Regions from separate parts of the Homo sapiens genome. Here region 1 is linked to region 2. A link is a loop called in an ENCODE intact Hi-C map of the cell type or tissue named here. Cell type or tissue: ascending aorta. All regions are shown on one strand. Links, peaks and the distances in the headings refer to the core of each region. The heading gives the core; the rest is flanking DNA.

Region 1 (4,210 bases), core at 637-3,136, 820 kb after region 2:
ATCAAGAAATATAATCATTAAAAGAGTCACAAATGTTTTATCTATTTGTTTCTCAAGCACAATCACAGACCATAGCTCCAGTAACCATTGTCAGGGTAATTTTAAGATGATTCTACCATTCAATTATATAAACAAACTTCTTAGAATATTCAGATATATACAAATTTAGCCACGAATTTTAGCTAAGTAAAACTGAAGTCAAAGGTCAATTTCAAAATTAAACATAAATGTATCTTTTTTACCTCATAATTGTTTTCAATTTCATAAATAGATATATTTTATATGCATAGATTCTGTAATCACTAGCATCCTACATGGTGTTCAACCAGCTCTACATAGGTTAAGCATTTTTAATTAAAATGAAATGGATTTATCTCATCAAACACAAAAGAATTTTCAAAGATAAAAATGAAATCATCAAAATCCAATCTTTGAAAAATAAAAATCTAAACCACAATGATATATTTACGTATTATGAAATCAGAAAGCAAGCCCAAAACACACCAGTATTAAGTTATCTATGTAGTTCATCTATTTCAAAAAATCCATGAGCTTTAAATACCCAGAGAATGTAAATCTGGGGGAGAATACCAATGTCCACTCACATGTCCCTAGATGGAATATAAAAAAAGTGAAAACACACCATGTGTATACAATAGATTTTAATTACACAATCTGAAGAATATATATATAGATAGATATATAATGTTTTAAATTCCTTCAGAGATTTACATTAATAGTTTAGAGAAAGCTAAAATATATATTTACGGATATTTAAGCCAAAGTTAGTGACTATCATAGTTGAATAAATGTCTACTTGGTTTTATGAGAACACTCCAAGCAAAAAATCACGTAACATCAACCCAAGTCAGACACTCCTAAATATATTTTAATTAGGAAGAAACAATTCAGGAATATCCCCAATCTTAGAGTTATTCTAATTAAAACAAAAGTAGGTTGAAACAGTTTGTAAAGAATTATTTTATGGTTATTTTTAGATACATCATTTCTAGTAATCATATTGAGCATTTTACACATCACAGTTTTTCTTTATTTTAAACCCAACCCAGTATTCATCTAGGTAGTCACACTCCCTCTAAGAGTTCTTTACCCATTAAACCTGTAAAATTTGCCATCCTATATCTATGTAAATAGTAGTTAGGAAAATATATGACATCTACTGAACAACTTTAAAAAATAAAGACGAAGGCCAGGCGCGGTGGCACACACCTGTAATCCCACACTTTGGGAGGCCGAGGTGGGCAGATCACGAGGTCAGGAGTTCAAGACCAGCCTGGCCAACATGGTGAAACCCTGTCTCTACTAAAAATACAAAAATTAGCTGGGCATGGTGGCGCATTCCTGTAATCCCAGCTGCTCGGGAGGCTGAGGCAGGAGAATTGCTTGAACCGGAACCCGGGAGGCGGAGGTTGCAGTGAGCTGAGATCATGCCACTGCACTCCAGCCTGGGCTACAGAGCGAGGCTCCGTCTCAAAAAATAAATAAATAAATAAATAAAGACAACTGCTGCTTCTATTGTAGTGATGTTCAATTGGAGAAGGATGTAAGATAGCAATAATATTTTCAGTTCCACATGAAGAAGAGAAGGGAAAGGAAGGGAGAGGAAGAAAGGGGGAAAGGAGGGAAAGGAAAGAGGAGGAAATGGAAAGAGAAAAAAGAAAGGAGGGAGAAGAAGAAGAAGAAGAAGAAGAAGAAGAAGAAAGGAAAAGGAGAAGTAGAGAGCAAGAGGCTGAGAAGACAGGGAGGAAGGAGAGGATGGGGAGGAATTCCAGGGACACTCCCTGACTCCCCCTCGTGGTCACGCAAGCAGCAGCACTGCAGACCTCCCAGGGTGGACGACAGTATTTGATGGAACATGGAACAAGTACAGCGTAAACACTGCTGCTGCAGTGGGGTATAAGAAGTGATTCAGACAATGCCGAGGAAAGAAAGCCAGGAACCAACGTGGAGGTGAACACTTTACAGCCAGTTAGTTCTCTCTCAGCTCTCATCTGTATAGTTGAGCATACACCATCGCAAAGATCAATGAGGTAGGAGAGCCCATCCATTAATACCTGTACACAACAGCAGGGCTACAGGAGACGAATGGTTAAGTAACCAGGTTTATCACATCAAATCTCACGCTCAAAGCAGTTTCCCTTTTCACTCTCTCTTTTTTTCCCTACACAATAATGCATTTTCTGGACAAACAGAAAATGACACAAATATGTGTATTATGCCATTAATCTGTTTTTAAGAAAGATGAGTCAGAAAATTCAGCAGTGAAATCACCTGATTTTAAATCTATTTAAGACTCCTGTGTAAATTATACATACTATACAAAATTTTCCTTCTACTATCATTTTTTCATAATTATACAAAAAATATTTCAAGAAATTACCCTCAATTTTAGTTTCCACGGGCTTGAACTAAATCAAGAAAACTGTGCCTTCCACTGTAGATACAAACAACTATGGAAAAATAATACGTAAGCAAACAGGAAGACTACACAGACACTTAAATTAAAAAAAAAAAAAAAAACTAGTTCAACACTTGGCTGGAATTACTTTATATTAGTAAAATAAAAACACACCTACAAACTCAATAGGGAGAAAAATAAAATGTTCATTCAAAGGAAGTATATCACAGTAATAAGCAATACAACACAGTATTAAGCACAGTAATAAGCAATACAGGATAACAACAATGGCATTTATTCATAAAACTTAAATTATTAAATTCACCTAAAGGGATATGTCAAATACATTAAGTGATGGGATTTTTTAATCTGCCTGATTACATAAATATCAAAGTATAAAAATCCTATTCTTGGTAAATAATCTATACATTACTCAACAATCTTCCTCACTCAGCTACATTTGATCCTAATTCTCTGCTTCCCTTTCTGTGGTTCATCAGGTGCTACAGGGACTCATTACTGTAGATCTCCTGCCCTGTCCCTTAATTGCCCTCTAGGCACTATCCTTGTAATCACTGAAATGTTCTTAGCCTGGCCAGGTGCTCCCTAGGGCATCTCATACATCTCCATGGTTTAAGAATCAAAGTATACAATCAGTATGTCCAGGTTCGTGACGCCAGAGGGGACAGGACTAATATTGTTTGCATTATTAAAATCTGTGCTCCTTGATCCTTTTGTAAACTTACATTGCACAGTCTCAGGGTGGGGTCAAAAATCCTTTGTCCTTTAAGGTCTTCAACAAAAAAAGGATTTTCTTTTAATGTGTATAAATGTATGTATGTACGTATGTATGTATGTGAACGCTAACATATACCCCCAAAAAATGAACTGCACACCAAAAAATCCCTCACATTAATATGTTAGTGTCTTAGAAAAATAAATCAGTTATTTTTATGTAAAGTAACCTAACTAAAGTTTTGAATTGTAAGTCCTTTGATTCACAAAGATGCATCTGAATATTTCAACTATCCTTTAACAAATGTGTGAGTAAAATTTCTTTTAATTAGTTACAATTGTGGCCCATTTCCTAATCTGCCTCTATTATAATGATAAATGTATACAGAAGCAGCAATAAAAAATACAAAAGTAATTCATTTGTCTTCAAGAAATTATAAAATTTTTATACAAATTATAAATATAAAATTCTCCTAGAATCTTAGCATTATTTTTATAATTTATATAGTTGAGCAAAAATGCTTATTAATAATAGAATAAGCAGTTGTAGCCAGCCATATAAATTGGCAGTTGATTTTAAAAGGATCTAATATTGCAGTCTCATCGTATCACACAAAACCGACGTTTTCATTTGTAAAATAAAACAAGCTAAACCTTGAACCGACTGATTGTACCAATATCTGCAGGACATAAAAATCACATCAGTTTTATACACGTGAGCATGAACAGATGCATGTGTGTGCACTCACACCCACACACCTCAAATAAAGAAAAACAAATATTCACTGAAAGTAGATAGACAAATTACATAGTAGTCTGAGGAGAGGGGAAAATGTTTAGCCCCTTTCCAATTTTTTGTTGCATGCAAAACCCACACATACACAATAAATTCAGAATCATTTACTCAGACATCATACAGTTATATTTATGAATAAGGGATAAGAGTCAATACTGGTACTTATCATCCATGCTATGCGTGCAAGTGATTTCTATAATCTAGTGGATAGATACCAGTCCAGTTGCAAGGCAGATTTTAAGTACTCCATAAGGTAATGT
Region 2 (4,210 bases), core at 847-3,346:
TCTTGTAAAAAGACTTAGAAGTAAATCTCTGTGACCTGTTGGAACTTTAGGTTAGGCAGTGATTGCTTAAATGTGACACCAAAAGCAGAAACAATAAAAGGCAAAATTGATGAATTAGACTTCATCAAAATTAAAAACTTTTATGAGTCAAACAACATCATCAAGTAATTGGAATATCAGCCCATAAAATTAGAGAAAATATTATATATCTGATAAAAGACCTGTATCCAAAGTATATAAAAGCAACTTCACATAACACAATAATGATAAGAATAACCCAGTCATAAAACAGGCAAATGATTTGAACAGACATTTCTCCAAAGAAGATATACAAATGGCGAAAAAGCACATGAAAAGATATTCAATGTCCTTACTCATTAGGGAAATGCAAATCAAAACTACAATAAGATTCCACTGCACATCCAATAGAATAGCTATAATCAAAAAGCCAATAATAAAGGTTGGTAAGGATGTGATGAAATTGGAACCCACCTTACTGGTGGGAATGTAAAAAGGTGCAGAAACACTGGAGAACATTTGGGCAGTTCCTCAATATGTTAAATATAGAGTCACCATATGTCCCAGAAATTCCACTCCTAAGTAACTACCCAAGGAAAATGAGAACATATGTCCCTGCAAAGACTTCTGGATGAAGACCGAGGGCAGCTACTGCTCGTAACAGCCAAAAAGTGTAAACAACCCAAATGTCCTTCAGCTGATAAATGGATAAACAAAATGTGGTATGCCCATACAATGGAATACTATTTGGCAAAAAAAGATGAATTACTTATACATGCTAAAACAAGGATAAACCTCAAATATTATGCCATGAAACAAAGCCAATCACAAAAGATCAAATATTATTATTCCATTTATATTAAATGTCCAGAAGAGGTAAATTCATGGAGGCAAAAGCAGATAAGTGACTTTCAGAGGCTGGGGTTGAAGATTGAGGGGGGTGATAGGGAGTGACTTTTAATGGGTACGGGGTTGAAGATTGAGGGGGTGATAAGAAGTGACACCTCATAGACATGGGGTTTCTTTTGGAGGTGATGAAAAATGTTCCAAAATCAGATCATGATTGTTACACAACTCTGTAAATATATTAAAAGCATTGAACTGTATAATTTAAATGGGAGAATTTTATGGTATGTAAATTACATCTCAATAGAGCTGTTTTAAAAAAGTGTTCAGATACAAAAAGGAGGTTGCTAAAAACAGTCCTTCTTCCTATAGATGAGGCATTTTTTTGTCAAGCTCACTACATCATATGCTTCTCCAGATGCTTGGTTTGGTTTCTCTACTTGGGGGTTCTTACAATAAAACCTATTTCTCTACAGCCTCTAAGACTTTATGTAGATTCTATACGATATTCTCGAATCATAAAGAGGATTTATGTCTGTCTTACTTGAAGGAGATGGGTAGAGCTCCCTCATAACCCTACAAATACAACATTTTCAATGTTTCTGCCGATGGCCTGATGAAACAATAGGACCTCAATAGTTAACGCGCTTGTTTTGTCCCTTCAGGACAGTAGCTTTAGTTATAGAAATGTCCTCTGCTGTATTTTTTCCCAAAAAATATGCATTCAAAAAGGCCTGTGAAATGTATGTTAAATAAATCTTTTTCACTATGTTGAAAGTTTAAGCGATTTAATAAAAATAGAATCCAACATTTTACGACTTGAACAAGACTTCAAATGCAGCATTACTAAACTCCATTCTTCCCGTGACGGCATCACCTGGCAGTTCAGCGTGAGACAGGCTTGCCTCCTACATAGCTCCAGAGCAACTGTGTGGGAGGTGAGCCTGGCCCTGTAACCTGGTAAGGCCACAAAAGCTTAATTAATTTTCAGAAAACAAAGTTACTTGTATGGCCTAATTAGCCTACATTTCTTAAACAAACCCAACACAAAGCTAGGTGATATCATTTTATGCAAACAAACAATAACACCTGATCACTCCCCACACTTAGATGCCACCATTATTATAGTTGTTCAACCTTTTTTAACTCTCCATTGCTTGGAATAATAATAACCTGTTAGAACTTTGAAATGAAAATCTTTCCACTTGACAAATGCTGATGTTTTTAAGCATTTCAAAAGCCAGTGTCAAACAGGCTTGCTTTTGATTTTCATCTTGGTCTGTGCATGAGCATTAGAGAAATTAACAAGAGCGAAAGGCCTGAGATTAGCCCCTCCTCCATAATTCCCTAACGTCAATCAGTAGGGGGAGCTCTCCTATTATTTAAGTGTCCACAAACAAAGCACAGAAGCATTTTTATTGACTCTCCTGGGGACAATGGTGAGGTTTTTCTTTAAATGGATGTTATAACCTGAAGAACATTAAGACAATGATTTGTTCAAAGTTAGAGATGTACCTCATTCAGCACTGACAACATATTTTCTAAAACAGCCTTGCAAATTAACGAGGGTGTAAGAGTTGCAGGCCTGTAGAAAATTATCCCATTCCAAGAAGGAATCAAGTACCTGTCACTTATAGTGGAATAAAACTTAATTGCATCAGAATTCTAATGGCCATAATGGGCTTCATCATCTCTTTAATATGACAGAATATATGGAAAGGTTATAAAAAGGGAAAAATTGACTAACAGATTTTTAGACTTTGAGAAAGGTGGCTTTAAGCTATAAATTATAATGTGAAAGGCACAAAATGAAAAGAGCATCAGAAAGTATTAGACTCTTTGAGATTTTGTAGTTAAATTAAATAAAATGTCATGGTAAGGAAATGAATGGTATAACCCGTAAGCTTTTCATGTAGTTTGCTAAAATAACACTTCCACAATTAGAGATTTGCATGATTCTTTTTATTATTATTTTCTGTAAAGATTGGGTCTCCCTATGTTGCCCAGGCTGGTCTCAAACTCCTGGCCTCAAGCGATCCTCCTGCCTTGACCTCCCAAAGTGTTGGGATTACAAGTGTGAGCCACTGCACCTAGACTGCATGATTCTTTATTGGAGCTTTTGAGTGAAAGTAATGAAGTCCCTATACATGTACACAGTATATATCACAATATGGTAAACTGAAGACCAGAAAATACACAGTGAAGTTATCAATAGGCAACAACAGCAAGAATTGTGTATCCCTCTATGAGTACATCATATTGCTAAGTGTGACAGAAACTGTCAATGTCCCCAAGTTGCTCCCACTCTCTCTTGATAATACAGTTACCAATTTTAGTCTGGGTATATGAGTTCTCATGGGAAAAACTACAATCCCCATCCTTCCTTGCAGCCAGTAGAAGCAAGGTGACTGCATTCTGGCCAATGGGGTAAGAACAGATGGACTGTGCAGAGTTGCAGTGCACAAGAGAAAGAGGAACATGCTTTTACCAACTCCATTTCCCCTTCCCACTGGCTAGAATGTGGATATGATGGTGAGTCATCTGGGGCTATGTGGAGAGGACAACAGGTCAGGAGAGTGAGGCAAAAAGGTAGGAAGAGCTTGAGCCCGTCATAACTTTGCAAAGCAGAACCACCAAACCAGATTTTACTTTGCTGTGAGAGAGGACTGTCTCCAGGTTATTCAGACTAGTCTCCATTTGTCTCTGTGTCTCCACAGTTTAACTAGTATCCTATACTGATAATATTATAAGAAACATAAAATAATACCTGAAATCTTATTTCTTTCTGTTGTGGAATTACCTAGGAGTTTAGAAAGTGAGCCCAGCATTGGGCTAGCATCAAACATTTATAATGAGACTTATTGACTAGTGATTCAGTGTTTGCATTTGGGAGATGGATAGATAATAGATAGAAAGATAGATAGATAGATAGATAGACAGACAGACAGACGTATATTTCCCCTATGAACAGGCAGTAGAGGAGGATGGGGAAGAGGAGGAAGAAGAAGGAGGACAAGGAGGAGAATGGGGTGGGAGAGGAGGAAAGAAAGGACCATCTCAGTTCTTGGCTGGAATTGTCCCAGTTACATCCGTGGTGTGATGTTGTTAACTTGCCTTTTTTAACTCTCAAAAGTATCCTGACTTGAACAATAACTTACATGGCCATTCTGCCTCTTGGTGTCCTTTCAATAATCCCAAACTACCTCATATAGCTGGAGCTTGATATTCAAAGTGTATAATCCACTGTAGAATGTGGGCATGGTGTGAACAGGACCTCTATATAAGAAATGCCAGTACAGATACTAAAACTAAAAGAATGCAAAATGCAAAAGTCTAAGAAAAAGAT

What was found. Peaks named below come from ENCODE experiments on the same cell type or tissue, not always from the same donor. Only the 100,000 strongest peaks of a DNase experiment are listed, where the experiment ranks them.
Region 1: it touches region 2 in a loop (7-fold over the local background); 78 of 110 quality-filtered maps call a loop at or near these places.

What each region holds. Positions count from the first base shown.
Region 1 is chr18:74,655,414-74,659,623 of GRCh38, reverse strand. The region is part of intron 3 of ZNF407 (zinc finger protein 407); the gene reads right to left. Among named protein-coding and RNA genes, the nearest start is that of ZNF407, 60 kb to the right of the region's middle. In ascending aorta, for the core only: a CTCF peak has its summit at 1,802 (motif pointing left); no DNase peak of the experiment used is centred there.
Region 2 is chr18:75,477,220-75,481,429 of GRCh38, reverse strand. LOC105372201 (a long non-coding RNA gene) reads right to left here. Exons shown (of 3, transcript XR_935637.3): 3 at 2,884-4,210. Among named protein-coding and RNA genes, the nearest start is that of SMIM21, 52 kb to the right of the region's middle. In ascending aorta, for the core only: CTCF peaks have their summits at 2,039 and 2,242 (motif pointing right); no DNase peak of the experiment used is centred there.